2 separate regions of the Homo sapiens genome follow, and region 2 is linked to region 1. Evidence: chromatin loops called from intact Hi-C (ENCODE). Cell type or tissue: PC-9. All regions are shown on one strand. Links, peaks and the distances in the headings refer to the core of each region. The heading gives the core; the rest is flanking DNA. Region 1 has its middle 33 kb from the start of FGFBP1. Region 2 overlaps FAM200B (family with sequence similarity 200 member B).

What was found. A loop is a pair of places that touch in the nucleus more often than their neighbours do. Peaks named below come from ENCODE experiments on the same cell type or tissue, not always from the same donor. Only the 100,000 strongest peaks of a DNase experiment are listed, where the experiment ranks them.
Region 2: it touches region 1 in a loop (8-fold over the local background); 2 of 110 quality-filtered maps call a loop at or near these places.

Annotation. Positions count from the first base shown.
Region 1 is chr4:15,900,549-15,911,530 of GRCh38, reverse strand. No RefSeq gene overlaps it. Among named protein-coding and RNA genes, the nearest start is that of FGFBP1, 33 kb to the left of the region's middle. RefSeq lists a silencer at 1,779-1,939. In PC-9, for the core only: no CTCF peak of the experiment used is centred there; a DNase peak (open chromatin) is centred at 5,270; H3K4me3 peaks cover 1,095 bases; H3K27ac peaks cover 4,172 bases.
Region 2 is chr4:15,685,934-15,696,915 of GRCh38, reverse strand. It overlaps FAM200B (family with sequence similarity 200 member B), which reads right to left. Exons shown (of 2, transcript NM_001145191.2): 2 at 6,469-10,680. The coding sequence starts at 9,938. The coding sequence ends at 7,965. Among named protein-coding and RNA genes, the nearest start is that of FAM200B, 9.6 kb to the right of the region's middle. RefSeq lists an enhancer at 1,185-1,781. In PC-9, for the core only: no CTCF peak of the experiment used is centred there; DNase peaks (open chromatin) are centred at 2,325 and 6,335; H3K27ac peaks cover 4,035 bases.

The sequences.
Region 1 (10,982 bases), core at 2,041-10,040:
AATCTCCCCCTTGTTTATGTTCCTACCAAGAGTGGATGAGGGAGCTCATTTCCTGAGACTAATATCTATGTTGTGTATAATAAATTTCTCCCCTAATCTGATGGGTGTTAATTCATCTAACATCATCATTGCATGCCCTTTGGGATAACTTTGTGCCTCCTGTCCCTCCAGGTGTTTGGGCAGTCACTTCCTTCTGAGTCCCCAACTGCTCTTCTGCCTTTTTTACAGCTGCCACAGTTCCCTGCATGCATTGATTTAGCTGTGAGCTCCTGAAGGGCATAGAAATGTCTGCTTTACCTCCATATACCTAATGCCTGGATCTTAGTAAGTGCTCCTTAAAGTTTAGTGAATTGCAGATTGACTGCTGGGGTCCCTTGTTAATCTTACAATCCTGTGAGTCTGTGTTGGAGATGGTGTTTTATTCACCTGTGTTTCCCTAAGCCTGAACACAGCACCTGACACAGATGAGATATTTAAGAAAAGGTTCCAGAATGGAGCATGTTCTCAGATGATGAACTGACTCTGCTTGTTTTGTCCCCTCTGCTGAGGGCAGGGGCACTGAAGTTGCAGAGAAGGCAGGTAAGATGTGAAAGCATGGTCCGATGGCAGAGGCACTTTTTGCTCTGCGGAAGCTGTACCCAGAGGGTCTTCAGACCAGGTACCCGAGGAGCAGAGGACCTTATGCTGAACGAGACATGCAAGCCAAGTCCCAAGGCATCTTGGGGTAGGTCTGAACCTGCCAGTCAGAGGTGGTGATAGAGTCCATATGGCCTGTCAACTGAAGAATGTGAAGGTTCATAAATCTGGAAAGGAGAGCTTTATTTCTCATAAACCACTGCCGCCTGCAGGGTGACCATTCTGATAGGCTAGGAAGCAGAGTCTGGCCAAAAGCCAACAACAAAAACCTTAGGGGAGAGGCAAGGGGAACAGGAATTTATGCTGAGCATGGTAGCTGAATATATATATTCTATAAGCTATAGGAGGAGTCATGAATATTTACAAAAGGAGAAATATACACGATTGAACTTCATGCCACTTCTGGAGTCCCATGCACAAAAAAATGGCAGTGTTAGCATGATCTGAGGGTGGAGTTTTGGGCCATCTGATGCCCAAAGGTGAAGCAGAGGACACACAAACCCTTAATAGGCATTCTCCCATTAGACTGGTTGGAACCACTCCCTGGTCAGTAGTCTCTTATTAGGCAAAAAAGGAGGAGCAGCATCAGGCAGTTAGTTGACAGTAGTGGTGAGGTCTTTTGAAAGGGCTGGTTTCTGTTTAGCCCTTAGGGAAGAAAGGCTCATGGTGGCTTATGAGGAAGGAGGTATAAGGTGGTGTGTTCAACCTCCTATACTGTCATACCTGAGAACTCAGTTTTCAAGGTTGGGGTCTCCTTGCCCAAGAGATGGTTCATTCAGTCAGTTGTGGGGGCTTAGAATTTAATTTTTATTTCTTAGGCTTCATTGTGACAGGCAGGTCTCCTTGACTGGGACCTCCGGGTGGGGAGGTGCTACCTCTCTGATGTCTCAGTGTCCATCAAAGTAGAGATGGCTCCCCTCACTTGGCAAGCCAGGACTTTGATTTTTTTTTTCATTGTAAAGCTTTAGAAACTCACTTTAGGAGGCTGAGTCAGGTAGAATGCTTGAGTGCAGAAGTTTGAGACCAGCCTTGGCAACATGGCAAAATCCTGTATATACAAAAATCACAAAAAATTAGCTGGGTGTGGTGGCCTATGCCTGTAGTTCCAGCTACTTGGGAGGCTAAGACGAGAGGATCACCTGAGGTCACGCTGAGGCTGCAGTGAGCGAAGATCATGCCACTGTGTTCCAGCCTAGGTGACCTAGTGACACCCTCTCTAAAAAAAAATTTTTTTTAAATTAAAAAATAAACTTCAGAAATTTCAGGATACCTAAGCAGACACCTAGCGTGCCTTTCTTGCCCATCAAATACATTGCCAAGTAATGTTCAACTCTTACCTGCACTGCTTCGAGCCTTCCACTGAGAGTGGTGTTCTTGGAAGTTTGGAAAAGTCCTGGGCCCCGAGCTATCAGGAAGTCATATTTTGTGTATGGTCCATGGCCAAGCTCTGTGGGATCAACCAGGTAACTATTTCATGTGGTGACAATCAGGAAGAAAGTGGATTGTCCTGTTATTTCTTTCCCCAGGCAGAACATGTCTGTCCACAATATAACACAATCATTATTCTCTTATTTCACTTAAGACATCGAGGGTCTCTGCCCAAATCTCATATTGAAATGTAATCCCCAGTGTTGGAGGTGGGGCCTGGTGGGAGGTGATTGGATGATGGGGCGGATTTCTTATGAATGACTTAGCACCACCGCCTTGGTATTGTCCTCGAGATAGTGAGTGAGTGCTTGTGAGATCTGGTTGTTTAAAAGTGTGTCACCTCCTCCCTCACTCTTTTGCTCCTGCTCTGGTCTTGTGACATGCCTGCTCACTCTTTATCTTCTGCCATAATTGTAAGTTTCCTGAGGTCTCCCCAGAAGCCACACAGATGCCAGCATCATGTTTCCTGTACAGCCTGAGGAACTGTGAGTCAATTAAACATCTTTTATTTATAAATTACCCAGTCTCAGGTATTTCTTTATAGCCATAGGAGAACAGACTAATACACTTCATAAGAAAGCAAGCCAGCACTCTCCAAACAGGTTTTGAGCAAGAGCTTCCGACGTGTCAATGTACACTTTCCTCTTCCTAGGTATAGGGTAATGGGTATCGTCTGGGGATACCCAGACCTTGATGTAGCCTTGTTTAAGGACAATAGACAGGGGTCTCAGCTCATTGATTAGAGAGGCTGTATACTTGAACTCCTCATTTCCGTTAGCCCCCCTGGACTTCTCTGTTGGCCTGCCCTGCACAGCCTGGGACACCCCAAATTCTAGTGGAGGAAAGAGAAGGCAGAAGCAGTGTGTTAGTTTCCTATGGCTGATGTAACAAATTAACTCAAACGTAATGGCTTAAAACAACAGAAATGTATTATCTTACAGTTCTGGAAGTCAGAAGGCCAACAAGTTCTCACGGGGCTAAAATCAAGGTGTTGGCAAGGTGCATTCCTTTCTGGAGGCTCCAGGGAACAATCCACTAATTCGCCTGATGCATCTTCTAGAGGGCATTCACATTCCTTGGCTTGTGGTTCCTTCTTGAATCCCCAAAGCCAGCATCATTGCATCTCTCTGACCACCCTTCCTTCCATAGTCATATTTCCCTCTGACCACAGGTGAGAAAGGGTCTCCTTTCTTTTAATGATAAACATGACTATTACTGGGCCCACCTGGATAACCCAGGATGCTCACTCCATTTTAAGATTCTTAATGTTGACATAACTACTAATTCCCTTTTGCTGTGTAAGGCAACATATTCACAGGTTCCAGAAATTCAGATGTGAGCATCTTGGAGGCAGGGGAATTTTTCTGCCTACCATAGGCAGGGACTCTCTTGCCCTGGTATATTGTCAGTTTCATATACTCACATTGGTACTGATGAGTGTCTTTGGGTATACAAGCTCATAGGTATTCACAATTTTCTGATTTTATTGTAGTTAGGAAGATACTGAATTGAAATAAGAAGAAAATATTTTTCAAATGGCTCCATTTTATTTGGTTTAGGGAGTTACCTATTTTACTGTTTGATGTCCAGGACCCTTACAAGCTTTATTTAGATGAGTGAGCACAAAGCAGTAATGTTTGGCAGAATATGAATTGGAAATGAAAATCAAGCAGTCCAAGACTTGGTCTGGAGACTTCCCAAAAGTCTCAGACCCTTACAGGGGTTTCTAAAGTCACAACTATTGTCCTAATATACTAAGATATTATTTGCCTCTTTCACGCTCTCTCCCTCCAGGGCCACTAGTGGAGTTTTCCAGAAGCTACAGTGGTATCATGACAGATTGGATGCAGAAGCAGAAAAAGCCAGCTGGCTTTCATTAAAGCAGACACTAAAGAGATTTGCAAAAATGTGAACCAATGTCACTATTCTAGTTATGTTTGGTTTTGGAAAATACAGTTATTTTTTATAAAACTGTTTCTGTGAACATGTCATGGGTTTACTATTGTTTTAAAATAATGGTTTTTTATTTTCTCAGTTTTAATTTCTAATACAGTAACTATTAACAGCCATAACTCACAGAAACAGAAGCTTTTTGGAGTTCTCAATAATTTTTCAGATCATAAAGGGGTCCTGAGGGCAAAATTTTTGAGACCTCTGAGGCAGGCAGTCAAGATGCAGGGTCACCTCCTATATCCAGAACAATCTGGAGGGGACTAGGCTGGCCTGGCCTGGTTGGAGCTACAGGCAGGAAGAGCCTACACTTCCTAGGCTGCCAGGAGAACAGTCCAGAGGCAGTGGGCAGTTTGGACCCCTTTCTAAATTTCTGATTCAGTGATTCAGTGACATTAGAAATTCAAGGCCAAGCGCCGTGGCTCATGCCTGTAATCCCAGCACATTAGAAGGCCCAGGCAGGAGGATTGCTTGAGCTCAGGAGTTCAAGATCAGCCTGGGCAACGTAATGAGACTTCATCTCTACAAATAATTAAAAAATTAGCCAGGTGTGGTGGCATGCACCTATAGACCCAGCTCCTCAGGAGGCTGAGGTAGAAGGATCACTTGAGCTGGGGTGATAGAGGCTACAGTGAGCTATAATGGCGCCCCTGCATTCCAGCCTGGGCAACAGAGTGACCTTTGTCTCAAAACATTAAATAAAATAATGAAATAAAATAAAAACAAATAAGAAATCCAAGACAAACAGGTTTGAAGGGCAGAATTGGGAGCATCATTTTCAGGCTGGTGGAAGTTGAGGTCTGTGTGGGCTCCTTGTCACCACCTATAATGCGAAATATTAGTTTTAAGTCCCCAAGAAAATCTGGGATAAATAAGAAGATGCTTATTCATGGCAACTTACATTCCTTTAAAAAAAGAAAAAAGAGGATGGGATTGGTTCAGTCCTTTTCAAGGCAAGGGGCTGAGGCTGGAAGCCTGACTGCAGCAAGGGGACAGTTCTTATCTCTCTGCGCCCCCCTTCTCCTTACCTATAAAGTAGGAATTTAAAGCAGCCTCTACTGTCGGGCTTGCTGAGAGGGTGCAATGAGCCAGAGCGCATAAGCACGCCACACAGTGCCCGGTACTTAGCAGATGGGTCAATACATGGCCCTTTGTATGGAGGGGAAGCGGAAGCTCCTTTGAAAGTGGCCATCTCTGCGTCAGGAAACCTTTCTCATTCTTTCCAAATTCACTTTCTCACCCCACCCACCTGGCAGAGTGAGTCACCCACTTGGCAGCCAGCAGCTGGGTGCTCGCAAGCTTGCCTAATCACACCTGGAGAAAAAGGGAACTCGGGCAGGGGCAGGACGCACCCAGCAGAGCAGTGGCGCCCCAGGCCAGAGGCCAGCCCCGCCCGGGCCCGCCCGCCGCCTGATGTCGCCCCATACGCGCGAGGCCAATCCGCGGGGCCGCCGCCCTCGGCAGGCACCCGGCTTGCACTTGCCCCAGCGAGCTGGCGGGCTCGGGGCGCGCTCCCCGGCCCCACCTCCTCCCCTGCTCCAGCCCGCTCCGAGCTGGTTTTAAAAAACAAAACAAAAAAGCAAGAGCTGGGCTTAGACTAGCTTTTTAAAATTTTATTTATTTTCCCTAAGACCTAAACTGGCTTTTTCCGCGTCACTGGCAAAAGTCATCACATGGGATAGGAAATGAGGACTAGGCAAGATCAGCTGGTTCGATGTGAAGACAGTGGAAGGGGGGTGTCATGGTCCCAAAGGTGTGGCTGCCAGGCCACCCCCATCCAGTTACACCATGAGTGCCCTTAAAGCAAGAAGCTTCATCTGACTCGGAGTACCCCCTCCGGGATGCACATTCTAGAGGAAGATATAAAGCCTCCCTTAAATACTAATAATTTGTTAAGACCTATTAAGCGCTTATAAAATGGCAGGCATCCTGCTAAAATGCTTTTGAACCGTTATCTTGTTTAATCTTCTCTGGGAAGTTTGCATCATTGCCCCCAATTTGCAGATAAGAAAACTGAGGTCCAGGGAGGGTGGTTTACACAACGAGTAGGGGCAGCCGGAAAGCAAAGCCCTGGATGTGACTGCTCTGCATGTGTATCCCTCTTAATCCCTACGGGATCAGTTGGCATTCAACAGAGACTCAGACTAGAACACACCAGTTTCCTGGGCAGAGAACATGAAAACAGGATGAGGGAAAATATCTATTTAGTGGTGACTGTCCAACTCACTCTGTCTCCATAGCCCGCCATCAGAATATTCCATGATTCATTTACTCTTTCATTCAACAAACGTGGAGCCAGGCAGTGCAACAATCAGGCAAAAATCCTGGTGGAAAGCGGAAGACCGGCAATGAACAATAAATGTAAGAAAATCATTTAATTATATAGCAAAGTAAGTGCTATGAGAGAAAGCAGAGCATTATGGGGAATTGAGAATGGAGGGGAGGCGAAAGCAGATTGCCATTTTAAATAGGGTTTTCATGGTACAATTCATTGAGAAGACAGCCAGGGTGTGAGCTTGCTGATATCTTGGGAAAGAGTTTTCCCTGTGGAGGGAATGGCTAATGCCGTAATTCTGAGGCTGGAGCGTGTCTGGAGCAACAAGGAGGCTAATAGGGTTGGAGAGACAGGGAAGAGTGAGGGGGAAAGAATGGAAGGATCTAATGTTTGGGTGGGGGTCAGGGTCAGGTCATGACCCATAGGATCTTGTATGTCATTATGAAGACCGACTTTCACTCTGGGTGGCATGTGAGGCTATAGGAGGAGTGACATTATTGGACTTTTATCTCAAACAGGTTACTCTACTGGTATGCTGAGAATAGCATACAGGGTGTCATGGGTGAGATAGAAGACCAGGTAAGAGGTAGTCCCAGCAATCCAGCTGAGAGACCACTGTAGCATGGACCAAGGTGGGAGCAGTGAAGGTGGAGAGAAAACTTGGATTATGGATATATTTGAAGCTGGTTTCAATAGGATTTGGAGATGGACTGGCATGGGTTATGAATAAGAGCAGCCAAAAATTGTCTGAAGGTCTAACCAAATTCAAAGAATGGAGTTGGCATCACCTGAGACAGGAAATGTTGTAGAAGGAACGTTGGTGGTGGAGATTAGGAGTTCACTGTTGTTTCTCAGCAATTGGGCAAACAAGTGATAAGGCACGACCATATTTGGTGTGGGTTGTTTTAGTCCATTTTCATACAGCTATGAAGAAATGCCTGAGACTGGGTAATTTATAAAGAAAAAGAGGTTTAATGGACTCATACATCTGCATGACTGAGGAGGCTTCACAATCATGGCGGAAGGCGAAGGAGGAGGAACGGCACATTTTACATGGTGACAGTCAAGAGAACGTGTGCAGGGGAACTGCCCTTTATAAATCCATCAGGTCTAGTGAGACTTATTCACTATCATACAAACAGCATGGGAAAACCTGCCTCCTTGATTCAATAACCTCCCAGTGAGTCCCTCCCACAACACGTGGGGATTATGGGAGCTACAATTCAAGTTGAGATTTGGGTAGGGACACAGCCAAACCATATCAAGAGGCTTTCCCACACTCCAGCACCTTGTTTCATCATGTTGATTGGACTTGCACACCTCCATGCCCTGACTTCTGTGGCCCACTGTGACCACAGCTTCCTTTCTACCACCACTGCTGGGTCAATTTCCACTTATCTGTAAAATCTTAGAAAAATGACATCTTTCTGCGTGAATCCTCTGGTTACACCCAGGCCTCATTCCCATGAACAATCTCAGTCCCTATAGTGTATGCCATCCAACTGGACACTTGATTATCTGCAGTCATTTGTGGTTCACCAATTCCTTGAAGTTTGCCAGCTATCTTTCTTAAAAGATCAATTCTTACACTTCATCTTTGGCATCTCACAGGGCACTTAAACGTGGAGGTTGGCTCATAATGAGACATTGATTGAGCTTCTTTTATACATTGTGGTGATTGGCAATTGCCACATCAGATGGGAACCACAGATTTGGAATCATTCAGCATTTCTCTAGGTCAAAGCTCTTTTCATCAGATGAGAAACTGGAGTACCAGAGAGTGGAAATAACTTGCTCAGTCTTTTAGGGAATTAGAGAGCCATGACCAGGACATAGAAGCTCTGATTTTTAGACCAGTGCTCTTTCCCCTATACTCACAAAGCTTGAGCCCTGGACAAGGGGCACCTATAAAAACAGACTCCAGGCTGGGTGCTGTGGCTCACACCTATAATCCCAGCACTTTGGGAGGCCAAGGTGGGCAGATCACTTGAGATCAGGAGTTTGTGACCAGCCTGGCCAACGTGGTGAAACCCTATCTCTACTAAAAATACAGAAAAAAAAATTAGCCAGGTGTGGTGGTGCACACCTGTAATCCCAGCCACTTGGGAAGCTGAGGCAGGAAAATCACTTGAATGCAGGAGGCAGAGGTTGCAGTGAGCTGAGATTGCCACTGCATTCCAGCCTGGGTGACAAAAGAGATTCTGTCTCAAAAGAAAAAAAAAATAGCAACAGACTCCAGTTTGAGACTCTTATTGCTTAAGTGTGGGCACAAAAGAGGATGTTTTGAAACAGGCACTCTCCGACTCTGTTAGTAGTAGTATGATTACCACAATCTCTTTAGAAAGAAGTTTGGTAATATCTATTCAAACTTTTAAATAAGCCAACCCTTTAACTCAGAAGATCCATTTCTGGATATTGCCCTAAAATACATGTGGTAAGTGACATGTATGCAACATTAGTTATTGCAGTAGTGTTTGTAATAGCGAAAGCTGGAAACAACCTAAAAGAACATTAGTTGGGAAGTGGCAAGATAAATCGTAGATATCCATCTAAGGTTTGCAATTGTGAAAAGGGATGCAGAAGATATTTTGGGCTGATATAAAATCAGGCCCAAGGGGAAAAGGCAAAATACAGAACAGTGTGTGTGCAAGATGTTCTCAATTGTATAAGAAAAATATGGACATGTCTATATAAGTATGTTTGTTATATACACAATATATTACTAGAAAGAAATATAACAGTAGCTGTTTAAAAGAGGATAACTGGGGGGAAAGTCTTTTTACTTTATACACATCTGCATTAAAAAATTTTAACGTTCATGTATTGCCGTTTTAATTTAAAAAATTGTTAACAAAATCTATCCATATAATTTAAATACTAAATATTGCCATAAAAGTTGGCAAATAGATGTTGCTACCCACCTTTTCCTTGCCTTTGACCAAGATGAGTAAATCCACCAACCCTGAGAAAGGAAATCTGTCAGTAACCACTTCCCTTAGAAAATTCATTCGCTTTGACTGTCATCTGTGCTTTCATTCTTGCTGATGACTTTTGACAAATTGGGAAAAGACTCCACCAGCGAGGTGTCCCTGAGAGGCCAACTTCAGAAGGGGATCAAGAAAATGAGCCTCCACCTGTTATCTCTCCCTAGTAGCTGGGACTACAGGTGCCTGGTTGTTCAGGGATGGGCTCCAGGCTTGTGCAGGTGTGAATCACCCACTTCTGGATGGCAAATATGGCAGCTGCCAGGCCTGACCTAATGAATTAGAATCTCTGTTATGAGGCTCTGACAGCTACATTTTTAAAATCCCCTCCCTGCCACTTTGAGGTAGTTCTGAGACCCACAGCTTGGTTAACTGCCTCCCTCTCCAATTTACACTTAAATGCCCTGAATTTGGCCTCACTAAAAGATGACAGTTTCCTAATGGACTTCTCAGCAAGATGACATAAAAAGTATCCCCTATGAAGCTGGAGGCAGAATACTGTTCAGTCCCCAACAAGGGTGTCCATGTTCTAATTCCTGGAACCTACATATATGTTATCTTCCACGACCAAAGAAAATTTCCATATCAAGGTAAGGGACTTGAGATGGGGATGGCATCTTGAATATCTAGTTGGGCTCAATCTAATTACATGAACCCCTAAAAGAGAAGACCCTTTCCTAGCTGTAGTCAGAGAGAAATGTGTATGGACAAAAAGAGATGATGGTGCTGGCTTTAAAGATGGAAGATGGGGCTACAGCCAAGGAATGTGGGTGGCCTTTAAAAGATAAAAAACTCAAGGAAACAGATTGTACCCTGAAACTCCTAGAAAAGAACATAGCCCTGCCGACATGTTGATTTTCGTCCGCTGAGACCTGTGTAGGGCTTCTAAGTACTCAGGAGGCTGAGGCAGGAAGATTGGCTTGACCCCAGGAGGTTAAGGCTGCAGCAAGCCATATTTCCAGTACTGTACTCCAGCCTGGGCGACAGGACAAAACCCTGTCTCTAAAAAAAGAAGAAGAAGCAGAAGCAGAAGAGAAGAAGAAGTGGAAGTGGAAGTGGAAATGGAAGAGGAAGCATTAGCAGCAGCAGAAGAAGGAGAAGGAGAAGGAGAGGAAGAAGAAGAGAAGAAGGAGGAGAAGAAGGAAGAAGCAGCAGACACTGCATGGCAGGATTGAGGACCCAATCAGAATAAATTTGTGTGAGATGATAAATTTGTCTTGTTCTGGGCCACTAAATTTGTGATACTATGTTACAGTGGTAATGGGAAGCTAATATATAAATATTTTGGGCAAAAGTGTTCAATGTGAATCTAAGATTACAAGAAATACAGCGACTAAAGGAATGATTTAAATGATATTAGAAAGAAATAACCAGGGCTAGGTATGGTGGCTCACACCTGTAATTCCAGCACTTTGGAATGCCAGTGTGGATGGATTGCTTGAGTCCGGGAGTTCAAGACCAGTCTGGGCAACATGGCGAAAGCCCATTGCTACAAAAAATATGGAAAATTAGCTGGGTGTGGTGGTGCATGCCTGTAATCCCAGCTACTCGGGAGGCTGAGGCAGGAAGATCTCTTGAGCCCAGGAAGTGGAGGTTGCAGTGAGCTGAGATCATGCCATTGCTCTCCAGCCTGGGCCACAGAAGAAAATCCTGTCTAAAAAAAAAAAAAAAAAAAGAAAAAGAAAGAGAAAAAGAGAAAAAAGAAGGAA
Region 2 (10,982 bases), core at 1,699-9,698, 210 kb after region 1:
ATGCACTGAAACCGGCTGACAATATTTGACAGGTATATTTTCAAAAATGTATCAAAAATCTGGGAGCCATTTGTTAAACACAGTCATATTAAAAATTAAATTATATAAACTTACAATAAAATAAATTATATTAAAAGCAGGCCGGGCACAGTGGCTCACGCCTGTAATCCCAGCACTTTGGGAGGCCGAGGCGGGTGGATCATGAGGTCAGGAGTTCGAGACCATCCTAGCTAACATGGTGAAACCCCATCTCTACTAAAAATACAAAACATTAGCTGGGCGTGGTGGCGGGTGCCTTTGGTCCCAGCTACTTGGAAGGCTGAGACAGGAGAATGGTGTGAACCTGGGAGGTGGAGCTTGCAGTGAGCTGAGATTGCGCCACTGCAATCTCAGCCTGGGCTACAAAGCCAGATTCCGTCTCAAAAAAATAAATAAAAGCAAAGGTAATAAACATCCAAAATACATAACTTCTTAATTATTTTACTACATGTTGCTATTATTTATGCTCTTGGGGATATTTATATCTATTTTATTTTGGGTCTACGTACCAAAAGCCAAAAACCAAATTTATATATTGACATTCATCAAAGCTAAGAAATTCTGCTCTTCAAAAAACACCACTAAGAAAATGAGCAATCCACAAATTGGGATGTACTTGCAATACATGTATCTGACAAAGGCATGTATGTAAAAAACAGGGTTGTCCAATCTTGTGGCTTCCCTGGGCCACATTGGAATAACCCACACATAAAAAACACTAACACTAACATAAGACTAACACTAACTTCAGCCACACATAAAAAGCACTAGCATTAGCTGATGAGCTTAAAAAAAAAAAAGAAAAAGTTCTGTGTGTTACATGTAGTTAGACAGGCATGAGTGCAGCAGGAGAGGGCTCTTCCCCCACCCACTAGGAATGTCGGGTGTTGGTTTGGCACTTATTACATTGCCTCTTTAAAAGTGATAAATTGGCAGCTGACACCAGGGAGAGGCCATTTCCTTATGGTCCACACCTGCGGCACTAAACGGTTAATTGAATGCAGAGACCAGGGAAAAGCAACTTCCAGGGCATGTACATTAAGAGACAAAATGGTGGAGTATGACCTTCCAGGGGCACTCCCCTGGAAAATGGAAGAAAGCCTCAGATGGCATGCATACAGCTTCCTAAACACATTGTGCATGCTCACCTCCCAAGTACATTAAATAAAAGCAGTTGTTATGCTTGTGTGCATGGCCGGCTGGAGGCCCAGAGAGTCCCCTTTCCACTCGGATGGTCTCCCAGTCGACCGGGCATGGGCTGCATGGTAGCTCTCTTCCAGGATTCTACGGCTTGGGGCAACAAATCATGCCAGGCTCTCTCTCTGCTATATCCCGAAGTCCAACACCCTGCGAGTCAGCCCCCGAGGACCACTCAGCTTCCTTTTCCCGTCAATTTCACCTTGTGTCTGTCACCACAGGGGGAGAATTTGGCATTCCTTGGAAGCTTAATGGGATGCCGTGAGCTTAAGCCTTTCCAGGAGCTTACTCATCAGTCTGCCCTTAGTCATCCTCAAACAGATGTATGGTGGTATTGTGGTGAACACTTACTGGACACTCTGCCAGGTAACTGGAGTGGTACTTACACTCTTGTCTAATTGGCTATCCCTTTCACCCTGACATTTCATCAACCAGAAAAAGAAAAACCACAACACCTCCCCCGCCAAAAAAAAAAAAAGAAGAAGAAAAGCCTCTTATGGATCTTTTGACTCTCAAGTTAACATAGACGTCATTGGAGTCCCACAAGAAGTGCCTAACAGATTCAAAGTCCATGACCAAATAGCTGCAGAATTTAAATCCATATTTCCACAGGTAACTATTAATAAAAATGTGGCTTGGATAAATTACATCTATTATAATCAGCAACAGTTTATTAATTACACCAAGGATGCTATCAAAGGAATAGCTGACCAATTAAGGCCTACTAGCCAAATGACTTGGGAAAACAGAATAGCTCTAGACATGTTATTAGCCAAAAAAGGTAGGGTTTGTGTTATAATTAAAACCCAATATTGCACCTTCATCCCAAACAACACTGCTCCCAATGGAAGCATAACAAAGGCCTTGCAGGGATTTACTGCTTTATCCAATGCATTAACTAAAAATTCTGAAGTCAATGACCCTATTTCAGAATGGCTAGGAAAGTGGTTTGGTAAATATAAAGGAAACATAGCCTCAATTCTTATTTCTCTTGCAATCGTACTAGACGAACTCGTTAGGTGATGTGTCATACCATGCATCCATAGGCAAATACAAAAGATTGTACAAACAGCACTTACTAAAGCCTCCCTTAGTTCTCCTCCACCTTATTCAAGTAAGCTTTTCCTTTTAGAAGATCAAAACAAACGGCAAAGCCAAGACATGTTAAAGAGTTTGAAGAGAAAAATCATAAGAAAATTTAAAAGGGAGGAGTTGTAAGATACAATGAATTTCTCTGAGTTTCTCTTCAAAAATGTAGCCTGCTAACTTCCTTGTCTTTTGTTCTCAAACTCAACTTTCCTGTTCCTCCTTGTCCCTAGTTACTGTAAAACAGCCTACCCCTTTTCTGTCATCCCTAATCAATAACTCACATCTATTCCCTTGGTTACCTGCACCCATTGTGTCCCTGAAACTGCACGTCTCACATGCTCCACCTCTGTAGCTCACGTCCCCCTCCCCTTTTATATTTAGAAAAATATGTACAAGTAGCCAATAGGGTCAGCTCAGATTGTGCAGTCTGACCCTACCCATGGGGGAGGGACACAGAAGTAGGAATTGCGTTAAGGATATAAAAACCCCCCAGTCTCCTTTGTTCTCTGTGCTCTTGCGATCTTAGTTGATGCAAGTGGCACCCTTCTGCAGAAGTCAATTGCCTTGCTGACAGGATTAAACTTTTGCCTGACTGCTGGTTTTACTTCACGGCACCGAGCATTTATTCCTCGAGCTTTTTATATCCAACAAACTCAAAAATAAGAAAAACAACCACATCTTAAAATTGGCAAAATAGTTAAACAAATGCCTCACCAAAGAAGATATTCCATTCCTAGGTATTTACCAAAGGAAAAATGAAAATACATCTATGCAAAGATTTGTGCCCATGTTTGTAGAAGCTTAATTCGTAACTCAAAACAGTAAACAATGCAAATGTCCAACAACAATATATTAATAACTTGTAACATCATCATATAATAGAGTATTATTTAGCAATACAAAAAAATGACAAATCTTTTAAAAATATGCTGAATGAAAGAAGCTAGATGTAAAAGAACACAAACTTTATTACTCCACTTACATAAATTTCTAGAAGAAATAGTAGTATGCTGATATACACAGTTGGCGGAAAAGAGATTTCAGATGGAACGAATTGCCTGAGCAAAGGCAGAAAAGGAAAAACCATGGAGCTTCTGAAAACAGTTGAAAATTTAGTTTGATTGGTAAACAGGTTGCAGATGGAGATTGGACAGGAAAGTTAGGGTCATATCTTAAAACCATTGAGCACAATGCTAAGGCATTTTCACTTTGTTCTCTTGATCATTATGAGTTATCAATAATTTCTGAGCTTCCTTATTGAAAACTGTGTTTCTTTTCTTGGCCAAAATTCTTGATTGCCAGAGAATGAAGAGAGATTATGCATTTAAAGGCCTTAGAATAGTGTTTCATAGTGTGCTCTCATTGATGGTTTTGAATGCTTATCTAATATGTTCTGTGTGTTTATTGTCCGTTGTGGAAGGCTGAAAAATAGGCCAGCAAAGATGTCCATGTCCTAAACCCTGGAGCCTATGAATACGTTACTTTACATAGTAAGAAGGCCTTTGCAGATGTGATTAAATTAAGGATCTTGAGATGAGCAGATTATACTGGCTGATCTGGATGAGTCCAATGTCATCTTAAGAGTCCTTACAGGAGGAAGTCAGGTAAATCAGAGACACAGAGAAAATAATGTGATGGCAAAAGCAGAGAGATACTTGAAGATATTATGCTGCTGGCTCTGAAGATGCAGGAAGGAGCCATAAGACAGGGGACGCAGGCAGACTTCAGAAGCTTGGAAGGGTAAGGAAACATTCTTCCCTGAATAATCCAGATGGAATGAATCCTGCTGATACCTCGACTTTTGCCCAGTATACATTGGACTCCAAAGAAGAATAAATTTATGTTGCTTTAAGCCACTATGTGGCAATTTGCTAAAGCAGCAATAGGAAACAAATACAGATTAGGGTACCTGAAACCATCACTCTTTCTGCCCCTTTTCCCCTTCATTTGTAAGGTTGAACTTGGGAATCACCAGGAGTAGGACTATTATTCTTGTTTAATCTTGACCAGAGTCCACAAGGAAGGCACCCCAAAGAAAAAGCAAGATTGGAGAATAGGTGAGTTCAGTCATCAAGATAAAGATTTTTCTGGCCCCAAATTATGACAACTTTGCTGTAACAAACACTAAAATTATGGAAGTAATTTGGATTTGGATAATCTGTAGAGAGACTGGAAGAATTCTTAGGAATATGATAGAAGAGGCCTAAATATGCTCGAATAGGCTGTTAGTAAAAATACGGGTGTTATGAGGGCTTGGAAGTAAGTGAACAGCATGGTAGAGAAAACCTGTATCATACTAGAGAAAATCTTAACACACCATAAACTGTAGAAATATAGATGTTAAAAGTGCTGCTGGTGAGGGCTCACAAGAAATTGAGAAACATATTTTTGGAAACTAAAGGAAAGAGGGTTCTTGTTATACAGTGGTAGAAAGCTTAGATGAATTGTGTCCTATAATTGTAAGAAAACAGAACTTTTAAGCAATGAACTTGTATAGTTGAAGTTTCCAAGCAGTGATGAAGGTCTGACTTGGATTTTTCTTGTTACTTTTAGAAAAATGAGAGAGAAAAGGGATAAACTGAGAGAACTGTTAGAAAATGAAACTATGATTTGATGATTTGAGTAATTCTCAGCCTATCCAGATTGCAAAAGATGCCAAAGCTAAGAGATCCACTGTAAGGAAAACATGCTCTGGCGAGAAAGCCAACAATATGGCTGCACATCCTTTTTTTAAAAAGTTTTTGAATTTTAAATTGTGGTAAAATATACACAATATGAAATTTATTATCTTAACTATTTGTAAGTGTGGGTAGTCTTTTGCTACTGCTTAGGAGGCACAAAAGATTACAGTATTCAGATACACAGAGCTCTTTGAAGAGGCATGTGACTCACAAACCCCCTCAACCAATCTCAGCAGAAGCCCCAACTAGAGATAGGATTATTCAGGAAACATCTGTTGAGAAGCCTCTTTCAATGGAGTGAATCCCTATGACTCACAATGTTTTGTTTACCAATAGAAACACTGTCAAATTGGACTAAAACGGACAGAGTGGTTGAAATGAAAGAAGGCAACCGAGTTCCCTAAATTCTACTAGCAGGAAATGGGCTAATAAAACTATTTAGTAGCAGACATGTGGTACTCCTCATCCAAAAAGATGGCTCTGAGGGTGGAGCCCCAGGTACAGAGGGCAGGTGCAGGAGCCACAGCTATTCCCAGGCTTAGTAACCTAATGCAGTTTGTCCATGGGACTTTGAAAGGAATTGGCTGGTGTCTTCTTTTTGGCTTTTTCTCCCTTTTTGAATGGGAACATCTATGAATGTTACCCTATTTCTGTCCCACTACTGTTGTAGAGCACAGAACTTGCTTTCTAGTTTCATAGGTCCTTAGATAAAAAATTTTGCCCCAGAGTAGATTATACTCAGAGCTGCACCCATATCTAATTTAGATATGAGATTTGGGACTTTTTAGTTGATGAAACTTAGATGAGATTTGGACTTGAGTTGATGCTATAATGGGTTGAGATTTATGGGGACCCTAGGAGGGGTGAATGTATTTTTCACATGGGATGGATGAGTCTTTGGGGACCAGAGGGTGCTACAGTAGGCTTAATAATGGCCTCCCCAAAGATGTCTACATCCTACTGCCTGAAACCCATGAATGTTACCTTACATGGTAAAAGAGATTTTACAGAGGAGACACACAGAAACACACAAACCTCTGGATCAGAGACACAATTTCTTATTCATAGCAAAAACAGCAGCCAGAGTAGCATTGTATGTGTTCCCCATGCTCCAATTCCTATAACGTAATACAGTAAGGGCCAGGTGTTACCTCTGCATGGAGTGGGTTGCACTACAGAAGAGGAGCCCCAAATTTTAAGTCTCTAGGCTTTTATGGGGCTGCTGACATGTCTGCCTATCTTCTCCAGAGAGATTACTCATTATTTCTGGAATGTAGGCAAATTCCCCTCCTGGCGTGAGAAAAGAGAAGGCTTTATCTTTACTTCCCTGGGATGTCTCTAGGGGAGGTGCTATCTCTAGCGTCACTATCCTGGAATGTTTCCTTTACACATTCTTAATTTGGATGTGAACACGGTCAAACGGGATTCAGACTGTGCAGAAATATGAGCTATTCACAGGGAATTGTTTTTCAACACTTTATTTCAAGCATTAAAAAAAAAGAAAAAATCAATTACCTTCAATAGAACAGAAAATCTGAAAAATTAAATAAGGCTAGGCATGGTAGCAGATGGAAAGGAATTACTATCCTGTATGATTTTAATGACAATGACCATGCCAAATAATATCACCCAGTGGGATAAGGGAGTACACAGAAAGGCAGAAGTTGAAATTAGTTTGAAGACTACATTGTATATTACACAATATACATTGCTTAAGCATCAGCAACGTGAAGCAACATCAATGCCGTTTCTGGATGGTTACAGCAGTTATGTCAAAATTAGATTTTTAAAAGTAAAAAGGCAAAGAAATTTGCCACATATTTAATAATTACTCTTGGGAATGACTGCAAATTAGAGATGTTAGGTATTATTGATTCATTTATTCTTTAGCAAATGTGTATTGAACACATACTATGTATCAGGCAAATGGATATCACCTCCCCTACTATGGAAGAATAACAGTAATCAGATAATTAAAAATTATATACTCCAGGGTGGCAGAATGACAATCAGTAATCAAAATTATTACAAATTATATACTACAAGGAAAACAAAGAAATAAAGGAATAATGGAGGATTTACCCTAGGGTGGTTAGAAAAGGTTTTTTTAGGGAAGTAACATTTAATTTTCTCGAGACAGGGTTTCACTCTGTTGCTCAGGCTGGACTGCAGTGGTGCAATCATAGATGACTGCAACTTCAAACTCCTGAGGTCAAGCGACCCTCCTGCCACAGCCTCCTGAGTAGCTGGGACTATAGGTGTGCACCACCACACCTGACTTATTTTTAAAATATTTTTAGTAGAAATAAGGTCTCACTATGTTGCCCAGGATGGTCTTGAACTCCTGGGCTCAACAGAGCCTTCTGCCATGGCCTGCCAAAGTGCGGGGATTACAGGTCTGAGCCACCATGCCCAGTGAGGGGAAAGTAACATTTAATTCAGACTTACCCTAAGAATTTAAAATAGTGACCAGAGTGTCTTTTAAAACCTAGCTCAGATCATTTCTCTCCTTCGCTTAAACCCTTCAACTGTTCTCTAGTCCACTGACAAAAGCCAGAGGCCCAATAATGGTCTACAGAACCCTTCATGGTTTGGTTCCCCAGTACTTCCCTGACCTTCCTTCTTACTACTCTTTCCATAGCACTTAATAGCTTCTAAATATTATAAACCTTATTTATTAGGTTTATTGTCAATTTCTCCTTGCCAGGATATAAACTCTACTAGGGAATTACCTGTTTTGTTCACTTTTGTATCCCAAATGTCTCTAGAATAGTTCCTGGCCTCTAACAGAAATTCATTAAATTTTTGTTCAATGAACATAAAATAATTTTATTAAATATAACAAAAATTAAAACATAACAAAAGTATCACAGTATTATAGTACCATTTAAATATAACATAGAAAAATACTACAAAATAAGAAATACAAAGACAAAAGCTAGGTAAGATTTTTATTTACTATGATGGGTGTGCTTGCCTGTTCATAAGTTCATTCCAGTCTGGAACACAGGAAGATAATGCTACCCGCATAACTGCTGCACAATTCAGCCCATTTCTTTCCTTTGTTTTTAACTGCGTTAAGATGGAAAACCCTAGTTCACACAAACTAGTTGTTGTGAATGGTAGCAATAGCAGGACACTCTTTCTACTTAACAATGGAAAGTCTTCCTTTACCTTCATCCAAAATGCTGATAAACTTAAGGTTTCATAATCATTCTTCAATGTATATGAAGAACTAAGCTGCAATAATTCATTCTCTTCTTCAGGCACCAAGTTTAGCTCAATTATTGATTCAGGGTGTCGAAAAGCAAATGGATCTTTTACCCAACTGTTTTCCCTTAATGTTTCAAATTTTTCTTCTGGAAAGAAATGGTTAAAAGTTTGAGACAGAGAAGTGAGATGCAACAATATCTCTAATTTTATTTCTTTCAAAATGTTTTCATTAATAATATTCTCTTCAATATGCTGCAAAAATCTTGGAAACATGTAATAGCTAGGACGATTACTTTTAAGTCTTACTTGCCATAACAATAATGTCTTTCGAAATCCCTGGATACGTTCAACATGTTGGAATACATCACTGTTTTTCCCCTGTAGTTTTAAACTCAGTTCATTAAGAATGCTAAAAATATCAGTTAAATATGCCAATTTTGTTACCCAAGTATCATCTTCAAAAATACTTGCCAAATGAGATTTTTTTTCAATGAGAAAAAAGTGAATCTCATTCCTGAGCTCATAAACCCTGCTTAGTATTTTCCCTTGAGACAACCAACGAATTTTGGTATGATATAGTAAGTGGGTATGATTAGTTCCAATCTCTGAACAAAATGTTTCAAGAAGCCGGCTATTCAATGAGCTTCCTTTAATAAAATTAACAACTTTCACTGCATTTTTCAATACCTCCATGAGATTCTGTGGAATTTCTCTGGATGCTAAACCTTCACGATGTATAAAACAATGATTCCACACAGCACCATTATTAGTAACTTCTAGTAATTTTTTAATTACTCTGCTATGTTTTCCAGTCATGGTTGCTGTGCCATCACTTGTAATTCCTTTACAGTTTTTCCAGTTTAATTTATATTGGCCAACTATGCGCCTTTCTAATTCTGTAAAAATATCTAATCCACTTAGGTGTGAGGTTAAATTTAAAAAACACAAAAAATCCTCCAAAAAATCATCTTGCCACGCATATCTGACATAAACTAAAAGTGTTGTGCAGCTTCCAATATCAGTGCTTTCATCAAGCTGGATTGCAAAATCTATACCAGACTGTAAACGAGTAATAAGCATTGTTTCTAAATGTTCTGCAATAGTACAAATTCGAAGAGATACTGTGTTATCATTAGGTATAGTTTTTAATTTATCAGCTGATTTATCATCAAATATTGTACGCACCATATCCAAACATGCTGGAAGAATAATTTTTTCAGCAGCTGTGTTAGCTATTTTCTCTTTTGCCACACGATATGCAACTAAATATGATGATAATAAGGCTTTCTCACTAACAGCAGTAGAACAACTAAGAAATTGTGTTGATAACTTTATGTCTTTTTTCTTTCTTTGAAAATATTCAAGAGGCTTATCAATAAGTTCAGCATGCTGAGTTTCTAAGTGCCTTTTTAATTTCGAAGGTTTTAAGCTTTCATTCGCAAGAATATTATTACAAATAACACACTGAGGTCTGTCATTTTCAAAGGGTTTTTCACATTTGATAAAGCCATATTTTAAGTAATCTTCATTATAACGTCTTGCACTTACTTTTTTCTTTTTGAAATGTGGCTCAAATGAAGTTGAAGTTTGCAGATTGGAGTCAGTATTTTTCTCAATATTGTCACTATTCACAATTCCAGATTCAACAGATGAACTTGAACATGCTTCTGTATATTTCACTTCACTATTCCTCTTTCTTTTAATAAAGAAATGATCCATTTTAATAGCAATTTGTTCCAGTTTGATTAAAATGTTATAATTGGCACTAACTCAAAAAAGAAGAAAAAAATATACAGTCTAAATAACATCTTTTCAAAAACTACACTCAAAGTTTGCAATTGAATCGAATATTTCAGACTTCACAACTAGTTGCAAGTAATTGTAATATAAAACTTGACTATAGAACATTAACCGTGCTATTATGAAAATCAAGCAAGACACCCAGGAATCAATGACTGAAAACCATTTCTTAGCCAATATACATTCTATTCATCATATCTCCTCCATCAAATACCCCTCTCGCATATTGAAATTGACCTCAGCATTCCTTGCAATGTGCACAATTCAGGCAAAGGATTCATGCAAAACACTTTGGTATTTTACATTTTATTTTGTTTTTTAGACAAATGTTCATTGTGACTCACAGAATTGATTTCATGCCTCACTAATGGGTCTCACATATACCATGAAAAATACTGATATAGAGACATTTTGTGCCTTTGCTGTGTTGGTACCTTGAGTATGTCTGCTTGATGATGAAAGAGACTGGCTGATCTGCTAGACTGTTGACTTGTATAAGAACATCTTGAAGTGGTGGGAATTTATCTTAGATTTTCATTCCTGGATCATTTTTATGGTCTGATCCAGTGAGGAGCCAATGAGGTTTTCCATGGCTAGGTCAAATATCAGGTTGGAGTTGATGGTATATTTTTATAGAACTTTCCTGGAATGCATCCTTGACCTGGGAATAAGACCAGAGATAAGACATTAAAGCATCACAGTACAAAGTAGTATTACTGCCAGCTATGGGGGCCTTTATGATATCCAAGATCATAGATGGTGAGGCAAACAGTCTATAGCTCTCTTTATCACTATCTTATATTGGCTTAGGCCTATTTCTGTAAGGCAAACCACTTCAACTGAGATTAGTAAATAGAAAAATAGTGACAGTAAAACCCAGAAGTTGGCATCAGGACTTGGAAAGTATATTAACAAAACAGAATACAGCAAGCCATGAAGGAGTATAGCTTATTCACCATACAT